Regions from separate parts of the Homo sapiens genome. Here region 2 is linked to region 1. Evidence: read pairs that join two places in POLR2A ChIA-PET (ENCODE). Cell type or tissue: GM12878. All regions are shown on one strand. Links, peaks and the distances in the headings refer to the core of each region. The heading gives the core; the rest is flanking DNA. Region 1 overlaps GALNT2 (polypeptide N-acetylgalactosaminyltransferase 2). Region 2 has its middle 30 kb from the start of GALNT2.

The links. Peaks named below come from ENCODE experiments on the same cell type or tissue, not always from the same donor. Only the 100,000 strongest peaks of a DNase experiment are listed, where the experiment ranks them.
Region 2: POLR2A ChIA-PET joins it to region 1 with 9 read pairs; 3 of 35 experiments call an interaction of 5 or more read pairs at or near these places.

Annotation. Positions count from the first base shown.
Region 1 is chr1:230,108,781-230,111,701 of GRCh38, forward strand. The region is part of intron 1 of GALNT2 (polypeptide N-acetylgalactosaminyltransferase 2); the gene reads left to right. Among named protein-coding and RNA genes, the nearest start is that of GALNT2, 43 kb to the left of the region's middle. RefSeq lists enhancers at 1,028-1,087, 1,718-1,777, 1,788-1,867, 2,905-2,921. In GM12878, for the core only: CTCF peaks have their summits at 1,282 and 1,800; a DNase peak (open chromatin) is centred at 1,441; H3K27ac peaks cover 1,820 bases.
Region 2 is chr1:230,036,002-230,038,922 of GRCh38, forward strand. No RefSeq gene overlaps it. Among named protein-coding and RNA genes, the nearest start is that of GALNT2, 30 kb to the right of the region's middle. In GM12878, for the core only: no CTCF peak of the experiment used is centred there; a DNase peak (open chromatin) is centred at 1,485.

The sequences.
Region 1 (2,921 bases), core at 277-2,776:
GACCGTGTGGCTGACTGAGAGCTGTGAATCACTGACATTGCCCGGCATTGTCAGAGACTATCCGACCGCATATCGCTAGCCCAGGATAAGAGCAGAATTCCAGATTTGAAGTACAGTTTCTACTGAAGGCATATTGCTTTCGCACCATCGTGAAGTCAGAATTGTTAAGTCGAGCCATGGTAAGTTGGAGACCATCTGAATAACAGGATGAGATGTAGAGCAGGATATATATGTTAGAAACAAAGTTTCGCGAACAGTGCAAACGTTTTCTAGATGGACTATCCTACTCTTCTCTATCTCATTAAACACTTTGCTGGCAGCAACTCACTGAGTTGAATTCCCGCTCCACCAGTAGCCTCCCCTGGGCGTTGGAAGGCTCTGCCCTCTGATGGGGGTCTCCCTGGGAGCTGCGGCTGCGGACCCCCGTAGATGGGATGCAGCTGCCCAGTGTGGTCCTTGCCTTTGCAGGTGAGCGGGTGCAGGGAGGTGCGGGGTGGGGTGGCGGCTGCAGCAGTGGTGGTTGGGGGCCCTGCAGGCTCCCTCGGGGTGTAGCAGGGACATGGTGTGGTGGTTAACAGGAGTAGGCCACTCATGTGGGACGTCAGGACTAGTGCCACAAAGGCAGCCCTGTCACACGAACAGGTTCTTGGGGGACAGAGGTCTGTCTGGGACTGGCTAATGACCTGGAAAGACTGGAGAGGCACCATTGTCCACCACCAGATGTATGGCTGCAGGGTAGGAGTAGACTTAAGAAGGAACACTGTTGGCTGGGCGCAGTGGCTCACGCATGTAATCCCAGCACTTCGGGAGGCCGAGGCAGGTGGATCACCTGAGGTCAGAAGTTCAAGAACAGCCTGGTCAACATGGTGAAACCCCATCTCTACTAAATATACAAAAATTAGCTGGGCGTGGTGGCAGGTGCCTGTAATCCCAGCTACTCTGGAGGCTGAGGCAGAAGAATCACTTGAACCTGGGAGGCGGAGGTCGCAGTGAGTTGAGAGATCACGCCATTGCCCTCCAGCCTGGGCAACAAGAGCGAAACTTCGTCTCCAAAAAAAAAAAAAAGAAGGAACACTGTTAGGGAGGCAGTCAGTGAGCCTCAAGTCAGAAAGACAAACAAGCTCATTTTATGCATTTGCTAACATTTGACCTCTTCTGGGACGCGTAGGTCTCTCAAGTTCTGTTTCTGTTTCCTGTCACGCAGATCAGAGATGTGAAACAGACCTGGTGTACACCCGTCTGGGGTAGCACTGGGAGCCACGGCGTCCTGGCAGAGCAGGTGTGCCTCCCACAGGCTGATGCAGCCGTTCTCTGTGCAGAGGCTGAGCCATCCTAGGAGCAGCTGTGGGGTGAAAGTGTCCTTCCTTAAACTTAGTGCTCCTGCTCATTCTCTCAGTATGGCTAATAGCTCATTTAAATATACTATGGTGGTTTTTAATTTTTGTGACTCATTCCCTCCCCTCCTCACCTGTGTTTTTCCTGTGTGTCAGGGACATTTTAGGGGGACCAAAAGGATCTCTGTCTCTGCTCTGTGCTTGCTCTGAGGTTGAATAGAGAATGTTCAGGGCTGTTCTTATTTGAGTCACTGGAGCTGTTGTGAGCTCTGACGGCCTGGGAGCCCCACTACTGTCACATGAGGACAGGGCGTGGGGTGGCTCAAGCATGGCCGCTTGGGGTTGGGTCCTAGTGCTGTCATGTTGGAGGTGTCTGACCTTTGCACTAAGTTTCCCCACTTACACTAAATGGGGATAATCAAAGCTTTGTGTGGGGATTAAGTGAGTTAATGTAACCAGAACACTTAGAATGGTGTGCTGCATACAGTGATAATGCAGAACTACTCACTGCTGCTGGAGTGCGCTGTTATATTCTTTATTAGGTCCTCAGACTTTTTCTATGCCTAAGCCTTGAGGGTCTCTCTCAGCTGTGCTTTTCTGTTTTTTTTTTTTTTGTCTTCAATAGATTTTTCTAGGGTCTTTTCTGGTAAAAAGAGACTGGGAATGCAAATACATTGAGCATGAGTTGAGAGGAGTTTGGACATCAGCCTGACCGTGGAAAACTGGGGAGGCGTGGAGTATATAGTTTCCTCTGGGTGGGTTACTGACAGACCATGGGAGTTCTGGGGAAAATGTATGCTCTTCTCTTTAAGTACAAGCCACCATTGCCAGGCAGAAGCTGATAAAGTAATTAGAATTGTTGTTCATACCTGACTTGCAGGAATGTGTGTGCGTGTGTCTGCATGCGTGTGTACGTATATATACTGTGCATGCATATTTGTGTGTGTGTACATACATATGTACACACTGCATGTGTCTGCATTTATGTACATATGGGCATGTGGCATGGGCATATGGCACATGCGTATCTGTGCATGCACACATGTACACAGCACACATGCACACATGCAGTGCATAGTATGCCTGCATGTACATGTGCGTACCATGCATGCATGTACCTACACGTGTGCATACTAATTTGTGCACACGTGCACACTGCAATGTGTACTTACATGCAAGCCTACGATATGTGTTTGCAGGCACATACATGTTCACACACTGCCCATGCACATTTGCATACACATGTGTGCATGGAACATATGCAGTACAACACAAGTGTGTTTGCATACATGTACAAACACACATGTGTATTTACCTACATTTCAAGGTGAACCCTCCCCAGAAGGCTCTGCTCAATGAGACTCTGAAAGTGTTCAAAAGCATGGTCTGAGAAAGCATCCCTCCTTCAGGGCATGTACCCAAGTAGTCTTTCTCTTGCTGGCTGAAATCATCAGGGATTGTTTCCAAGTTTTAACTTCTGATTTTCACTCTTTTAAATCCCAGAGCCGATACTTGAACAGAAGTAAGTTTGCTGTTACACCTCTCACTTTGATTAGCTTGTTGCGTTAAATTAATTGTCAGATTGCC
Region 2 (2,921 bases), core at 281-2,780, 73 kb before region 1:
TTGTTAAACTCCTTGGATGTGTAGATTAATGTTTTTCATCAAATTTGGGGAGATTTTCTTTTTTTGTTTGTTTGTTTGTTTGTTTTGAGACAGAGTCTCGTACTGTCACCCAGGCTGGAGTGCAGTGGCGTGATCTTGCCTCCCAAGTTCGAGCAATTCTCCTTCCTTAGCCTCCCTAGTAGCTGGGACCACAGGCGTGCACCACCACACCTGACTAAATTTTCTTTTCTTTTTTTTTGTATTTTTAGTAGAGAGGGGTTTCACCATGTTGGCCAGGCTGGTCTGGAACTCCTGACCTCAGGTGATCCACCCACCTCGGCCTCCCAAAGTGTTGAAATTACAGGCATGAGCTACCACGCCTGGCCCAAATTTGGGGAGTTTTCAGCCATTATTTCTTCAAATATTCTTTCTGCCCATTTCTCTCTATCCTCTCCTTATCTGACTCTCATTGTGAGTATCTTGATAATTTTGATTGAATCCCACAGGTCTCCAAGGCCTACCGTTACTGTGGGCCATTTTGTTGTTGTTGTTGTTGTTGTTTTCAAGGTTATTGCAGACATGGCTAGACGGGATGGGAATAGGGAAAGTTAAAACATCACAAAGCTCAATGTTCTTACTGAGATTCAGATGTTTTTCTTGATTGCTATTGAGATGAAGCAAGGACCCCCTCTTAGGGGCCTGGGAGCCCCCTCACCTCCACCCCCCTCAAGCATGGAAATTAAGGAAAATCTTGAGTTCCTTTAAGGGAAATTCCAGGTACCTAGCTAGCCTTGAAAAGTAAATAATAACTTGATAAGCAAGAAAATGATAGTAGCTTGAAAACAATAGCCAAAGAAGTTAGAATCCAGAGATGTTTGGTTCCCTGTGGAAACTAAAGCTAACATCTTAACGTGTGTCTGTTGAGTTGCTTTTCAGAAACCTAGACCCCCACCAAATAGTTCCACTGGCACATGGACCTCAGATGAGAGGAAACCAAGGACTGAACTCTGACCTCTGCTGTTTGTTCTAAATTTCTTCAGGAGGGGCCTGGAGGGAGTCACACCCACAAGCCAGTTAACATTCTTTACTGCTGATTCCAAATTTTTGGACAAAGCTTTGCTTTCTTAACCAATTGCAAATCAGAAAACCTTTGTATCTGTCTATGACCTGTAAGTCCCCACTTCAAGATATCCTGCCCTTTTTGGCCAAAACCAATGTATAACCTCTATGTATTGATTTACAAATTTGCCTGTGACTTTGCTATCCTGAAATCTACCCCTGCCTTTAAAAACTGTCACCTGCAAGCCGTAGAGGAGGTCAGGATTTGAGCACTAGCTGCCTGGTTCTCCTTGCTTGGCACTGTGCAAATAAATGCCTTCCTTTCTACCACTGCAAAACCTCAGTGTGCATATCTGGTTTTGCTGCACTGAGGAAATGGATCCCAGTTTGGTTCTATAACACTACAAGCTTTTGGTTAACTTCCAGAACTGAAAAAGTTGTTCTGACAAATTTTGTCAGCACAGACAACCCCTGATATATAATGGTTCAACTTAAGATTTTTCAGTTTTACAGTGGTGTGAAAGCAATACGCATTCAGTAGAAACCACACGTGGAGTACCCAAGTAACCATTCTGTTTTTCATTTTCAGTACACTCTTCAACAAATTACATGAAATATTCAACACTTTATTATAAAATAGGCTTTGTCTTAGATGATTTTGCCCAACTGTAGGCTACTATAAGTGTTCTGAGCATGTTTAAGGTAGGTTAGGCTAAGCTATGATGTTTGGTAGGTTAGGTGTGTTAAATGCATTTTTGACTTACATTTTCAACTTACAATGGATTTATCAGGACGTAACCCCATCATAAGTCAAGCAGTCATCTCATTGTCCTGGAGGAAAGAATTTTCAGAGGCGCTTACTCTGCCATTCTGGCTGACATCCTGTCCCTTTGATCTATATGTCTATCTCTACACAAATACCTTTCCTGAATATTGCATAGCAAATCTTAAATTAGATAGTGTAAGTATTCCAACTTGGTTCTTATTTTTCAAAATTGTTTTGTCTATTCTAGGTTATTTGCATTTCCATGAAAATTTTAGGAATGGCTTGCTATTCTAGGCCAGGTGCAGTGGCTCATGCCTATAATCCCAGCTCAAGACCAGAATGATATAGTGAGACCTCATCTCCACAAAAAAAGAAAAAGAAAGAAGAAGGAAGGAAGGAAGGAAGGAAGGAAGGAAGGAAGGAAAGAAAGAAAGAAAGAAAGAAAGAAAGAAAGAAAGAAAGAAGGAAGGAAGGAAAGAAGGAAAGAGAAAGAAAAGAGAGAGAGAAAGAGAGAGAGAAAGAAAGAGAGAAAGGAAGAAAGAAAGAAGAAAAAGAAAGAAAGAAAGAAAGAAAGAAAGAAAGAAAGAAAGAAAGAAAGAAAAGAAAAGAAAAGAAAAGAAAGAGAACAAGGGTTTGCTATTCTAAATGTCTACCCAGGGAATCTGCTGGGATTGTGATTCTTGTGATTCAGATTCTACAAATAAATTTGGCAAGAAATGACATCAAAAACTACTGAGTCTTCCAACCTATGAAATATCTCTTCATTTGTTGACATCATCTTTAATTTTTCTCAGCACTCTTTTGTATGAAATAGTTTTCAGTGTACAGGTCATGTACATATTTTGTGAAATATATCACAATATTTTGTTCTTTTGATGCAATTGTAAATATATTGTATATATTTTATATGTATATATTTATATGTATATATTTTAATCTAATTTTCGAATTGTTCATTGCTAGTAGATAAAAATGCAACTCATTTTTATATATTGGCATTGCTAAGCTCACCTATTCTGCTACCATTTTTGTAAATTCATTACTATTTTATACATATATAATCATGTCACATCATTTGTGAATATAATCAGTTTTATTTTTCACTTTTACATTTATG